2 separate regions of the Homo sapiens genome follow, and region 1 is linked to region 2. The links are chromatin contacts, found by Hi-C or POLR2A ChIA-PET in ENCODE. All regions are on one chromosome and are shown on one strand. The core of a region is the stretch at or near the end of the contact, and the rest is flanking DNA. Distances in the headings are between cores, read along the strand shown.

Evidence for each region. A loop is a pair of places that touch in the nucleus more often than their neighbours do. ChIA-PET counts read pairs that join two places held with the same protein, here RNA polymerase II (POLR2A). Pooled maps may share reads with other maps.
Region 1: a loop to region 2 is called in a map of PC-9, with 6 times the contacts of the local background. The contact joins two enhancer-like sites. A Hi-C loop is called at or near these places in 1 of 168 maps with a recorded cell type or tissue (PC-9) and 4 of 50 pooled maps. POLR2A ChIA-PET finds 5 or more read pairs at or near these places in 4 of 52 experiments (AG04450, BJ, MCF 10A and 1 more).

Annotation. Positions count from the first base shown.
Region 1 is chr1:183,269,141-183,276,419 of GRCh38, forward strand. All of the region lies in intron 8 of NMNAT2 (nicotinamide nucleotide adenylyltransferase 2), which reads right to left. Among named protein-coding and RNA genes, the nearest start is that of LAMC2, 87 kb to the left of the region's middle. Within about 2 kb of position 3,356, at least 3 of the 41 ENCODE cell types and tissues checked have a DNase peak (open chromatin) inside an H3K27ac peak, as active enhancers do; they include PC-9, where a contact is called at or near this core.
Region 2 is chr1:183,159,903-183,167,093 of GRCh38, forward strand. No RefSeq gene overlaps it. Among named protein-coding and RNA genes, the nearest start is that of LAMC1-AS1, 22 kb to the left of the region's middle. Within about 2 kb of position 4,614, at least 6 of the 41 ENCODE cell types and tissues checked have a DNase peak (open chromatin) inside an H3K27ac peak, as active enhancers do; they include PC-9, where a contact is called at or near this core.

The DNA of each region.
Region 1 (7,279 bases), core at 2,106-4,605, 110 kb after region 2:
CTTTATGTTGAAACCTACGTGATACGAAGGGATGGGCACAGGGATATCTAGGAGAAGAGGATTCCCAATGAGGCCACAGCTAGTACAAAGACCCTGAGGTGGGGAAAACTGTTTAAATAAACTAGGCGGGACTAGGACACACTGCGGTTGGAAAAGTAGACAAGTACCAGGTCATCATGAAGACAGGGTTTCATTCCAATTGCAAAGAAATGCCATTAGAGTATTTTAAACACAGGACTTGAAACTTCCATCGGCAACAGGATCCAATGTATGTGGATTTGCCCTGGCAGGCTTAACTGGCAAGATCCTCTGCAGGGCCATCCTGAGATCAGCGTTCTGAAGCCTGAGTTTCCCTCCCAAACAGTGTTCTCTTCTCAGGTACAGTACATCAGCGACTGCAGCCCATTTGTGTTTCTTCTCTGGATAAGGATAGTCAGGGATGCACATGGGCCCATTGGGAAGGAGGGGAAGAAACATTGATTAAGGTGCCTGCTATGTGCCATGCACAGTACTAGGAGCTTATCGCATTTAATCCTTATGACAACTGTCTTCTGAGATATGTGCCTCAGTTCTTATTTCATAGGTGGGGAAACCAAGACTCAGTGAGATTTAATAACCTGTCCAAGTTGCACAGCTAACGAGTGAATGTGAATGGAATCCACCGTGGTCTGCCTTAAAGACTCTTTCCTCCACATCACACCTCTTCTAGATCCACTTTTAAGACTCATATTGTAGTGACTTGAAACTTTTTTTTTTTATTTGAGACAGAGTCTCGCTCTGTAGCCCAGGCTGGAGTGCAGTGGCGCCATCTCAGCTCACTGCAAGCTCCGCCTCCCGGGTTCACGCCATTCTCCTGCCTCAGCCTCCCAAGTAGCTGGGACTACAGGCACCCGCAACCACGCCCGGCTAATTTTTTTGTATTTTTAGTAGAGACGGGGTTTCACTGTGTTAGCCAGGATAGTCTCGATCTCCTGACCTCGTGATCCACCCATCTCGGCCTCCCAAAGTTCTGGGATTACAGTAGTGAGCCACTGCACCTGGCCTTGAAACTTTTTTGGTTAAAGAAGTATTTCTAGTTGAAAATACATTCTACCTTATTTTTTCCCCCAGCTTACCATAGCTACTTGGGAGGCTGGGGTACTCTGTATCACCCTTAGAGTATTATAATTTTAGTATACTTCTGGATGAGTTTAAAAAGATGCAAAGAGAGAACTTGTGACAAAAGCCATGCAGTATATGAGCAGCTTCTGAAACATGCTCCCTCCATTTCAGTAAAGGATCCTCCACCCTTGCTGTAGCCCCTGCCACTCTCTGGAGGAAAGGCTGGGAGGAAACCAGTAAGGTCAGAGTCCAGCAGGTGGAAATGCATTTCCAGGATGGCCCTCTTAATGAAAAAAAAAAAAAGAGAGAGAACCATTCTTAAGAGGGGCTTCCCAGATGAAATCATCCCCACTCCCACTGCCAACTTAACTGGGGGTGTGGGAAGGCAGGGGATTCCAGACTCAAGTCAACAGCCTGGAAACCAAACCAACAGTGCCTTTCACATGAGAACAGCCAGAATCCCCCATTGGCAGGAGCTGAGCCTCCTTCCCCTGAGACTGTAATTTGGTATCGTTTGGTATCAGTCGTATCAGTGTGGGGGCCTAATCCCTGGGGTGCAAGAGTCCATCAGGCTTCCTGGCTGGAGCTGGACTGTCTGATAAAAACCATCTGAGCCTGAATAGCCAAAGTTTGTCTTTGTTCCATTTATCCTGGGGCCCTGGGATTTCTTCTGGAGTGGCTAATGCCCGAGGCTCTTCCTCTGTTTATTTTCTTTGGTTGTTTTCCCATAGCTGATGGATGTAGGAAGCAGTTAGCCCACGGCTGGTTGGCTGGAAAAATGTAGGATACAGCCAATTAGAACCAGCCTGTGGAATGCTGGGCTTTGAGGAGCGCAAAAAGAAAAAAAGATAAAACAATTCCCTCAGTGGCCATCTCTGGTGGCTGATGTTCCATCCCCAAGTTTTTACTCTTTTGGGTTAAATATTGACTCTTGCTCATTTGAAATGCAAATACTCTTGAGAGCAGCTAATACATGTAATCATTAAACTTAATGATTTTGCTGCTTGCTCAAAAGTTAATACCTTCCCAAATAAATACCAGGATCCACCTATTTCAACCAACCAGAACCATCTCCCCAAAGGTCTTGTTCCCCCCACCGAATCTTTTATATCCTCTTCCCTCCTTAAAAAGCTCTTCTCTTTCCACCTACTTAACCCAGTCCTGCTCACAATTCAAAGCCCAGCTCAAGGGCCACCCCCTCCCACAGAAAGCAAAGTGCACGGTCAGGTACTTTGTCTACTTTGTTTTCTCACATGGCTGGGTGCTCAATAAATATTTTAAAATAAGTGAATAACGGCCAACATTTATGGAATGTTTACTAGGTTCAGGAACTCTTCTAAACTTTTCACATGTTATAGTTAATATAGTATAAAGAAATATTATAATGAAAAGTAAGATACTTTTAGACTGCAAGTGCCTCAAGGATAAATACATGCTACGTTTATCCTGGGCACTTAATAAGCATTTGTTGAAAGATTGATTGAAGAAAGGAATGCTTGAATCAGAATTATTTTTTTCTTTTTTTTTTGAGATGGTGTTTCACTCTTGTCACCCAGGTTGGAGTGCAGTGGCGCTCTCTCGGCTCCCTGCAACCTGCACCTCCCGGGTTCAAGCAATTCTCCTGCCTCAGCCTCCTGAGTAGCTGGGATTACAGGAGCCTGCCACCACGCCTAGGTAATTTTTGTATTTGTAGTAGAGATGGGGTTTCACCATGTTGGCCAGGCTGGTTTTGAACTCCTGACCTTAGGTGATCCACCTGCCTCAGCTTCCCAAAATGCTGGGATTGCAAGCATGAGCCACCACACCTGGCCTTGAATCAGAATTAATTTGCCTGCTGGGCACAGTGATGGACAAAGCAGCTGGCAGCATCGGATCCCTACACAACGGGTTTTGTTTTGGGGAGAGGAGTGAGTGCAAATGCCTTCTGCTTCACAAATCTGCCCATGGTTGACCCTGTAGCCTCTGGCCTTGGCTTCCCACAGTCCCTGATCCATGCCTGGATGCCTGCATTGATGCTGGTGTCAGGATGCAGCAAAGCAAAGGAGCAGGTCTCCTGGGAGAGACTAGTTCTCCAATAAAGAACTCGGGAATGCAGTGGGGTGGCAGGAGCTGGGTTCTGATCTCCGAGGCTGGTCCAGAAGTCTGGATCTTGATTTCCCATACAGCCACTCTGTTCTATTACACTTGAGAGAAACTCGATGACTATGTATGGAATTTTTTCTCCATGGAATGTAAGGGGAAGGGTGTGTCACTGGTCAGAGAGGGTCAGAATTTGCTGTGGGCTAATGGATCTTTGTGCCTAATGGGAAATGCCACAAGGGATGTGTTTGGGGTGGGGATGGGGTCATCCCATTAGTCATATAATTAGATTTCTGGATGGAGAGCTTTGGTTCAAGAATCCAAAGTGAAAGAAAGAGCAAAACTGACTCAGTAGAGAGTGTGTGTTGGTGCTGGAGGAGGCCTTGTCAGTCCTGCTGTCCAACAGACGGTCTCAGCCGGTTCCAGCCTGGCTGGAGGCCGGGCTGCTCCACAGCCCCTTCAGGCTTTCTCCCCAGACCCATTTGAACCAGTGGCATCCCTCCTGCCTTGTTTCTGAAGATATTTGGAGAAGATATGAGAGGCTGGAGTGCGGGGCCGGGGCCTAGGACATTTCCTAGAAAAAGCTTTGATCTCCCTCCTGCCCTTCTGTCCCCAGTCATGGGCAGTGTTAAATCAAGTTTAGCCTAAAGCTGCCTCCCTGCATATTTTAAGTTCGGCCTAAAGATTTCTCTGTGTACATGGTGAACTATAACAAGTGGAGGTGTAAACAGGCTTTAGCTTACATTTGTGCCAATTACCAAGTTTTGGCCAATCAATGTAGCCAGCTGTTCGAACTGTGTTCAAATAAGACTGTTTCTGTACTTCACTTCCATTTTCTGTACATCACCTTCCTTTTTCTGTCCATAAAACTTCTACCACATGGCTGCGCTGGAGTCTGAGAGCCTACTCTGGCATGGGATGCCGCCTGATTCGTGAATTGTTCATTGCTCAATTAAACTCTTTTAAATGTAATTCAGCTGAAGTTATTCTTTTAACAGCAGATTTCAGGGTTTTGGCCTCATGGTCTCCAAGCAAAGTCTGTGGTCAACAAGTATCACTCGGGGCACCCGATAATAAAGAGAAATGTGCTCTGAGAAAGGGATGAATGAATGGGCAAACGAATGAAACCTGAAACAGAAGCAGGTCTCACATATCTCGCTTCCAGGAGTCTCATGGTTAGGAACTGAAATTCCTAAAATGGGCGTTTCCAGGCAAACCCCAGATGGTAGAACTTGCTAGTACAATAAGCAGGGCTCATTCTGTATCCACTCCTGAAAGATGTTCCTTTTCCAGACCTTGAGATCCAACCTTCCCCAAATAAGAGCAGTGGACTAATTCACTGAGGTGCTAAGTAATTTTGTGCTGCCTACACCCTCCTCTGCCAGCTCTATTTTTCTTTCTTTCTCTTTCTTTCTTTCTTTTTCTCTCTTTTTTCCCTCCCTTCCTTCCTTCCTCTTTCTTTCTTTCTTCCTCTCTCTCTTTCTCTCTTTCTTTCCTTTCTTTTCCCTCCCTCCCTCCCTCCCTTCCTTCCTTCCTTCCTTCCTTCCTTCCTTCCTTCCTTCCTTCCTTCCTTCCTTCCCTTCCTCCCTCCCTCCCTTCTTTCTTGCTTTTTTGCTTTTTGGAGTCTTGTCACTCAGGCTAGAGTGCAGTGGCACAATCTTGGCTCACTGCAACCTCTATCTCCTGGGTTCATGCAATTCCCCTGCCTCAGCCACCGGAGTAGCTGGGATTACAGGCATGCACCACCACGCCTGGGTGATTTTTGTACTTTTAGTAGAGATGGGGTTTTACCATGTTGGCCAGGCTTGTCTCAAACTCCTGACCTCAAGTGATCCACCCACTTCAGACTCCCAAAGCACTGGGATTACAGGTGTGAGCCACTGCGCCTGGCTGGCCAGCTCTATTTCTAGCAGACAGCCAGATCTTTTACAGGAGGAATTTGCAGGACAAAACCAGAATGCTCTGAAGTCAATAACTTTATTTATTTATTTGTTATTTATTTATTTATTTAGACAGAATCTTGCTCTGTCACCCAGGCTGGAGTGCAATGGCACGATCTCTGCTCACTGCAATCTCTGCCTCCCGGGTTCAAGCGATTCTCCTGTCTTAGCCTCCCAAGTAGCTGGGATTACAGGTGCCCGCCACCATGCCCGGCTAATTTTTTGTATTTTTAGTAGAGATGGGGTTTCACCATGTTGCCCAGGGTGGTCTCGAACTCTTGACCTCAGGTGATCCACCTGCCTCAGCCTCCCAAAGTGCTGGGATTACAGGCGTGAGTCACCACGCCTGGCCTGAAGTCAATGCCTTTAAACTCATTGAAGAAATTTTGAACCTAGTGCAGTGGCTCAGGTTTGTAATCCTAGCACTTTGGGAGGCGGAGGTGGGAGGATCATTTGGGCTCAGGAGTTCGAGACCAGCCTGGGCAACATAGTGAGACCTTGTCTCTAAAAAAAAAAAAAAGAAAAAAAAGACATTTCATTAGATGTCCTGAAGCGGGGAGAGAAAATAGGGAAGATGACTTGGGGATAGAAAGAACAAAGAACAGGTTCTGCTGCCCTCCCACCAACTTTCCCTACAATAGGAAGATGCTAGAGGTCTGTGGAGCCCACTCCTCCTCTCTCCTGGGCAGCACACTAGGGGCAAAACCTCAGAGGAGAACGGGCCTGGTGATCACAATGGGGCCCAGCACGAGGCCTCCAGACTCAGCCAGGAGTTCCTGCCCCAGGTGGGTGTGGAGCAGGGCACCTTTGACTTCAAGGGACCACAAAGGCTTGGACAGGGAAGATGTCTGTGGTGACCATGGTGAACTGAGATTGAAGTCCTGTCCTCATGTTCGGGGTGTGCAAGAGCCTTTCAGGTCTGCTAATTAATAATGGCTGAGACTAAAATTACCCTGTGGGATAGGGATTTGGAGTGGAATGTTAATTTGATTTAAATACATTAACATGATATTTCCGGCACACCTCTGTCATAGACTGAGATTCACACTCATTATGTGAGGAAACAGCTTCTTGAAATTTTTCCCTGTCTCAGACTCAATGATTCTAAGGACCTCGCAGATCAGCTGTGGGTTGAGGCAGGGGACTGAGCAGTTGGCTGGCAGGGTGGGGAAGCAGGTCTGCTCCAGGCTCTAGAAAGCCCTCTGAAGCAAGCTTGGGAGTCTGCTTCACCCAAATCCTTCTGCTGCCTCTGCAGGGGACTGGATTTCTCACCACCCTGGGCAAACTAGATGTGGGGTCCCTGCTGGCCTGGGACGTGGTACTCTCTGAGCATAGCTAGGATGGGTGTCCTGGGACTCCAGGATGGCTAACCCAGGACTGAGGGAGATCCCAGGATATGAGCATTTCCGTATTTTATTTATTTTATTTTTTAGACAGAGTCTTGCTCTGTCACCCAGGCTGGAGTGCAATGGCGTGATCTCAGCTCACTGCAATCTCTGCCTCCCAGGTTCAAGCAATTCTCCTGCCTCAGCCTCCCAAGTAGCTGGGACTACAGGAGCCCGCCACCACGCCCAGCTAATTTTTTGTATTTTTAGTAGAGACAGGGTTTCACCGTGTTAGCCAGGATGGTCTTGATCTCCTGACCTCGTGATCCATCTGCCTCGGCCTCCCAAAGTGCTGGGATTACAGGTGTAATACGCACCCAGCCTAGTATTTCAGTTTTAAAACCGGGTAAGTCTTGCAGAAACGGGGACTAGTTGGTCACCTGATCTTGCTATTGGTTCATTATCTCACCCGTCCCTGGCTTCCAGGGGATGTTCCAAAGTCATCCATCTCAGATGGGGATTGGAAATGGGATAGGAGAATCCCTCCCCTTTTTCCACAACCACCCAGATGGGACAGAAATTCTATGATCTCCCTGGGGAATCCAGAAAGGGAAGAGGGTTGGGGCTGGGACTTGCCAAGTAGTCAAGTGGGAACATATTTGACCCAGTGAGTTCACTCCACCTCTGCTGTCACATCCCTGGTAAATCAACAGCTACTAGTTTCTCAGATTTTCTGTCTTAACCAACCAACCCTGGTCTCAGCACCAGGGACCAATCAGAAAAGGAGAGACCTGGGGCTCTTCTCCCTGGTCCTATAATGTTGGTATCTGACAA
Region 2 (7,191 bases), core at 3,364-5,863:
AAAAAAAAAAAAGAATATAGGATTTCAAAAGCAAGCACAGGGCTGGGAAGGGGTCCCTGAGCCCTGCTCTCCTCGCACAGGAAATCCACCTTTGTGCAGTTACTCTGTTTATTTTAAGCCAGGGGAGAGCAGAGCAATTGCTTCCTTCATGTGGAGGTGTCCATCAGTGGCTCCGTCACTGGGCGTGTGCATGACTGTACTTCCCTCTGCCGCAGACACCTCAGCCACCGTCTAGCCAGGCAAACCTGTTTGGTGTGCTCACTGCATGATGAAGGCGGGTGTGGCTCCCAGTGGGAGTGTCCCGCCTCCAGAACATGGCCAGAGGCTACAGAATCAGACTTTTGCCAAAGGAAGAAAGAGCGCCTGAAGCATGTGTTCACCGGGCAACTATGAATGGCTTGACTGGGTGGAGCCTTCAGTATCTTTTTAGTTAAGCCTTTTAGTCTCAAAAATGGAAGAGGCAAAGCTCAATTCTTAAAGATCACTTCTTTTTTTTTTTTGAGGCGGAGTCTCGCTCGGTCGCCCAAGCTGGAGTGCAGTGGCACGATCTCGGCTCACTGCAAACTCCGCCTCCCGGGTTCACGCCTTTCTCCTGCCTCAGCCTCCCGAGTAGCTGGGACTACAGGCGCCCGCCACCGCGCCCAGCTAATTTTTTTGTGTGTTTTTAGTAGAGACGGGGTTTCACCGTGTTAGCCAGGATGCTCTCGATCTCCTGACCCCATGATCCGCCCATCTGGGCCTCCCAAAGTGCTGGGATTGCAGGCGTGAGCCACGGCGCCTGGCCAAGATCACTTCTTAAAAGAGAATTCCATCTGCCTCCACCCGCATCACATTGCATATCAGAAATGGTAGTTTTGGGGTTGCCCTCAGACCCGAGCCTGCTCCAAACAGAACACAAACTGAACAGCAAGAACATAGACCTCGACTTTTCAGCCAGGACTTGGTGCTAGCTTTATTTTTATGAAAACAAAACAAAACAGCAACAACAACCAAAACAATGCTATTTCATTGAGTTGAAAGATCTAAACTCTTTTTTTTTTTTTTTTTTTTTTTTGAGACTGAGTCTTGCTCTGTCGCTCAGGCTGGAGTGCAGTGGCGCAATCCCAGCCGACTGCAACCTCTGTCTCCCAGGTTCAAGTGATTCTCCTGCCTCAGCCTCCTGAGTAGCTGGGACTACAGGAACCCGCCACCATGCCTGGCTAATTTTTGTATTTTTAGTAGAGACGGGGTTTCACCGTGTTAGCCAGGATGGTCTCGATCTCCTGACCTCGTGATCGGCCCACCTTGGCCCCCCAAAATGCTGGGATTACCGGAGTGAGCCACCGCGCCCAGCCAGGGGAGAAAGTTCTATGAAGAAAAATAAAGCTGGGAAGGGAGAGAGAACATGTTTGGGGGTAGGGTGAGCTTACAAATTTATACAAGATGGTAGAGAAAGCCTCTTTAAGAAAATGGCATTTAATTGAAGACTGGACCCATGTAGATATCTAGAGAAAGCACATTCCAGGCAGAGGCACCAGCAAGGGAAAAGGTCCTGCAGTGGAAGTGGTCCCGTGGCTGGGGCTGTGTGAGAAGGAGGACAGTGAGACCCATGGGGTGGGAGGTGGGGCAGGACACATAGTATTGGCTCTTGAGGCCATTCCAAAGACTTTGGCTTTTACTCAGAATGAGATAGAATGCCACTGGATGCCTCTATAACAAGGAATGACATGACCTGAGTCACACTATAATAGGAGTTTCCTGGCAGTTGTGTTAAGGTAGACCAAAGTGGGACAAGGGCAAAAGTAGGGCGAGGAGATGGGATGCAATGACAATCATCCATGCAAAAGACAAGGGGGGGCTGGAATCAACGTGATTACAGTGGAGGTTGATGAGAAGTGATCCAATTCTGATTATGATCTGAAGGTAGAGTAAGACAGCAAGATTTTCTATGGAAGAAAAGAGTCAAGAATGACTTCAAGATTCTTGGACTGAACAAGGGTATGGAAGACTGAGGCAGAAGAGGTCTAGGGGGACAGAACATCAGGAGTTCAGCTCTGCATGTATTACATTGGTGATATTAATTACCCATCTAAATGGAGATTTCGATTATGCAGTTAGATATATGAGCATAGTGTTCAGGACAGCTGTGCAAGCAGGCTGAAGACATAAATTTGAAAGTCATCAGCATATATGCTTAAAGCTTTGAAACTAGGTGGGAAAATCAAAGGAGTGAGCGTAGACATAAAAGAGATTCAAGGCCTGAGCTTCTGGTGGCTTCTTCTACCTTAAGGGGCACTTCTATGTTAAGAGGTGGAGAGAAAAGGATTCAGCAAAGTAGACTGAGAAGGAGATGCCTCATGGAGAAAAGCCTTATGAGCACAATGTCCTGGAAACCAAGAAAAGAAAGTGTTTTAAGGAGAAAGAAATGATCAGTTATGTTAAATGATGCTGTCAGAGCCAAGAAGATTATGGCTGAGAATTGGCCATTGAGTTTACAACATGGAAGGCCCTGGAGACCTAGGTATAGGCAGTTTCATTGGAATAATGGAGGCAAAAACCTAATTGCCATGGAGAGGTTTCTTGAAACCTAATTGCAGCAGTTTCAAGAGAGACTAGGAGAACAGAAACTGGGGAGAGTCAGTATGGACAACTCTTTCGTATTGCTCTAAAGGGGAGCAGAAAAATAGGGCAGAAGCTAAAGTATAGCATGGGTTCAAGGCAGTCGTTTTGTTTTTTTGAGATAGGAAAAACCAACAGCATGTTGTAGGCAGGCGGGCAATATCCTAGAAGAAAGAAAAAAACCAACGATGCAGGTAGAGAATCCCTGAGTGCAGTCCTTGATGAGGGCAAGGGAGGAGCCCTCCTGTTGACCTGAGATGGGATATGTGATCATGGGGAAGGTAGGCAAATTGTGGGATGTGGCTGTAGAAGTGTGTGGTAGAAGTTCTCTTCTGAGTACTTCTGGGTTTTTGTGTGTCTTAGGAAATAAATCATTAGCAGAGTGACATGGGGGAGGAAGAGTGGAAGGTTTGAAGAAAAAGGGAAAGTGTGAAACGGTCTTTGAGGAGAACAGGAAAGCCAATGGACTGGGGAAATGGATCTGATGGCCAGGTAGTATTAAGAACCCCTTGAAGCTAATGAACGTGAATTCAAAGTGAGGCAGTAAGTTGTGGGTGTGTGTGAAGGATGGATTCTAATGACTAACCATGGAATTTAAAATGGGTTAGGAGGGCTATGATGGTAAAGGAAGGTGGGAGAAGTGCAAAGGTGGCAGGTTCAATGGATCGTAGGCTCCAGAGGGTTGAGATATTATTAAAGTCTGGGCACTCGAGTGACTGAGCTTCAAGAATCAACGGTGGTGATTAGAGACGGGGTGCTTGAAACTGAGGTTGTGGAAAAAGTACACGTGATTGAAATGGCACCATCTAGATGTGATCACAGTAGTGAGTAGCTGAAGTAGGTGTTTTACTAGATAATTTGTTTGGTTAAGTAATCACACTTTTCTCTCTTTCAATCCTGTCCCAGTTGAAGCCACTTCAGTACATTGTCCTGAAGTTTTATTTCTCAAATAAAGCCTAACGAAATATTTATTCACTTTGTCAGCCCATAGGCCATGAATGACACATCGTGACTCATGGATGTCCTGGCTCTTTGCATCCTGCACACAGACACATGATGGACACTTGATGAGACTCCTTGATACAAAAGGGTGGGTTTGAGTCCCACATGAACACTAGCGTGCATGCTTGGGGTTGATGAAGTACACTTGTGTAATTTTTGTAAAGCCAATGGTTTAAATAGGGATATCTGATTTACTCTAACCAAATATCAGATTACTGTATTTCCTTTTGTGGTTCCATGTGCATTCTGCAAACTAGCATTCTTTTAGTGTACCTCTGCAGGCAAAGAATTTGGAAACTACATACCTATAAAACATTAATCAAAGCCCTTAGATTGACTGGATCCCACCCACCACTCTCCCCGCTGAGCAATTGAGTTAATTAAAAGAAAAATATCTCAAGAATATAAGCTCATATCAATAATCTCATTTAAAAAAATAAACAAAGATTTCCAAAATTCCAAGTGAGCAAAGGGTGAGCAAAACTTTGACTTATACTGTCTGTATTAACTATAGTGCTGAATAAAAATAATGGTTAAGAATGAACAAGATCCAAAATCTTCCAGAAAGATCATAATAATCATGCTTTAGATAGTGGGTGACACATTGAGGACACCTAATTTGTTAAATGAAGGTGTGAGTGTGCCTAATCTGGAAATGAAGTGCCATACTTTAGAAAAATACTGTTAGCAGGGGTATAGTTGGCCAGAAACCACTTGCAACACCAACATGTTCTTCCCTGAACTTTCTGTGTAATGAAGGCAGTTCTCCATTTGCTGCATTTGTAGGAAATGGGGAAACTGAGGAGGCTCTGAAATGGCCATGAGAATTCTTTTTAAGAATCTTCACCACAATTACACTGGAGCTGTTCAAGGACTTTTTTCCTTCTGCTCATTTTAATGGCCTGAGATAATAGATCAAAATGAAGGCCTGTCCTCAGATGTGTATGAAAGCACAGAAGAACAGGATAAGACAGGAATCAAGGCCTCTACCACTGGGGAATGCAGGTTGCTATATACCAGGCAATGGGTGGGTTTCCAAGGAGATGTGTCAGAGCCTTGGAATGCTGCAACTGGGCTGTGCCTGACCCAAGGTGGGGGCGGGTGCAAGGAACCTGCTGGCACATTAGAGGTCTTTTCTTCTGGAGGCAAACTTTGGAGAAATGTACAACACTAGCCTATGTCTGTAAGTTCATGCTTTGGGAACAAAGTTTGAATTGCTTTCAGAGAAAAAAAATATACTGATGGGGTGAAGATAATGGTGGCTAATTTTGATCTGACCAAACAGATATAAAAACTACAGGCTGATCCAACAATAATCTTCTCCCATTTTCTTTCAAATGAGCAACCCTAAAGCATATACTTTTTAGTTTTACAAGGAAGGAGTCTCTCCAAGGAAAAGTTCAAGTGGATTTTTGGTTACCCAGCAAATTATTCTAATTAAGACATGGCTTTTATTCTAAAAATAATAATAATAATAATAATAAAAGGGTGTGTGTATGTGTATGATTTTTAAGAGCATGTTAATTCTAGGACAGTCTGAACATCTGTGTCTTAGGAGAGGCATGTTTTAGGAGATTGCCTCCTTTTGGAGGAGGGGCAGGATGCCTGCCTACAAAGGGCGCCCAGTGGCCTGGAACACCAAAAGCACATTCTCAGGGCATGCAGAGGTAACTGGTTGAAACTTGCCAAAGGATGCTTTTCCATTTGGCTCACAGCAATTCATTTATATTGGTTTTGACCATCCCACTCATTTTATTTTTAAGTCCTTATTCATTTTCGGGCCTTTCCGTATAGGGTTAGCAAGGAATTACTAATTCCGGATCTGCCCACTGTGACACTCAACTAGAAGATTAAGTCAGGTTTTAGAAACCTTGTTTTTGTCATATTTCCCCCATGCCCAGGCTTAAGAACACTCCAAATACTAATAATTACAGGAAATTCCATCAATTTGGGGGAATTGGCTTTAGACTATTTTTTAGTTGGTGTTCAGTGAAAATAAAATAATTCATTCAAGTAAAGACTAGATGGGAAAAATTACTTGAGGAGAAAAGACAAATCTCCCTTACAGAGGAACTACAAATAATTTATGTAGATGTTCTGCCCTCAAGGAGATGCAGGATAACTCACACTCCTTAAGTGTGGGCAGCACATAGCGAATTCCTCTCAGAGCACAGTATTGAAAAGGGCGGGGAGAGTCATGTTACCATGGGCAACACTACAAACTACTTCACCCAGGGGCTCCAGAGTAACCCCAACAGTGGGAAGTACTCTTGACACAATGAAATGAAAATGGCACTTGCCTCTGTGGTCTTCCTCACCAAAACTAGTAACCCTGTTCTATTATAATCATGAGAAAAACATCAGACAAACCTCAACTGAAGGATGTTCTACAAAACGCCTGCCCATTACTCCTCCAAACTATCAAGGCCGTCAAAAAACACGGACAGTCTGAGAAACTGTCACAGCCACGAGGAGTCTAAGGTGACAACCAAGTGTAACGTGATATCCTGGATGGAACCCCGGAACAGAAAAAGGACATTGGGTAAAAACTGAAGAAAATATGAAGAGAATACGAACTTTATTTATTTATTTATTTATTTTTTTGAGATGGAATCTCACTCTGTTGCCCAGGCTGGAGTGCAGTGGCACAGTCTTAGCTCACCATAACCTCTGCCTCCCGGGTTCAAGCAATTATCTGCCTCAGCCTCCCGAGTAGCTGGGACTACAGTTGCGTACCACCATGCCCACCTAATTTTTGTATTTTTAGTAGAGACAGGGTTTCACCATGTTGGCCAGGCTGGTCTTGAACTCCTGACCTCGTGATCCATCCACCTCAGCCTCCCAAAGTGCTGGGATTACAGGTGTGAGCCACCATGACCAGCCGAGAATATGAACTTTAATAATAATAATGTGCCAATATTGGTTTGTTAATGGTAACAAATTCCTAATGTGGGATGCTAGTAATTCCCCTAGTAATAGGGGAAACTGAATGTGCCATTTATGGGAATTCCATTATATTCTCAATCTTCTGTAAATTTATAGCTGTGCAAAAAAAAAAAAAAAAAAAAAAAACCTGTTTAAGGAAAAAATTACTTGACTGAAAGAGAACACTCCACCCACCCCACCCAACCTGCCACCCCTGCTTTCACAGAGTCAGCCTGATGCAGAAAGTCTAATCATGAATTGCGCAGTTCTGGGTAGTTGGAACCCTGTAAATATGGATCATGCAGCAGGCGATGTTGTGAAGAGAAGTATGTTTCAGAGCTCCCAGCTTCTCTGTTCTGGATGTGCTTCCCCCTTCCCCTGCCCTGCCCCCATAATGATAAGGCTAATACTTACATAGTATTATGTAATATGTAGCCCATGTATTGCCTTTCTCCTTCACAGCAGCCAACACTATGGAATAGGAGGGTTCTATTAGCATTACTGTATCCATGAAGAAGATGAGACCTAGAGAAGTTAAGGACCTTGCCCAAGATCCCTTGCCTGTAAGGATGGAGCTGGGATTCAAATTCAGACAGCCTGGGCCCCAGAGCCAGTGTGCTTTTAACCTTTGTCATTGGTCTACTTCCCTCCCTCATTCACTTCTCT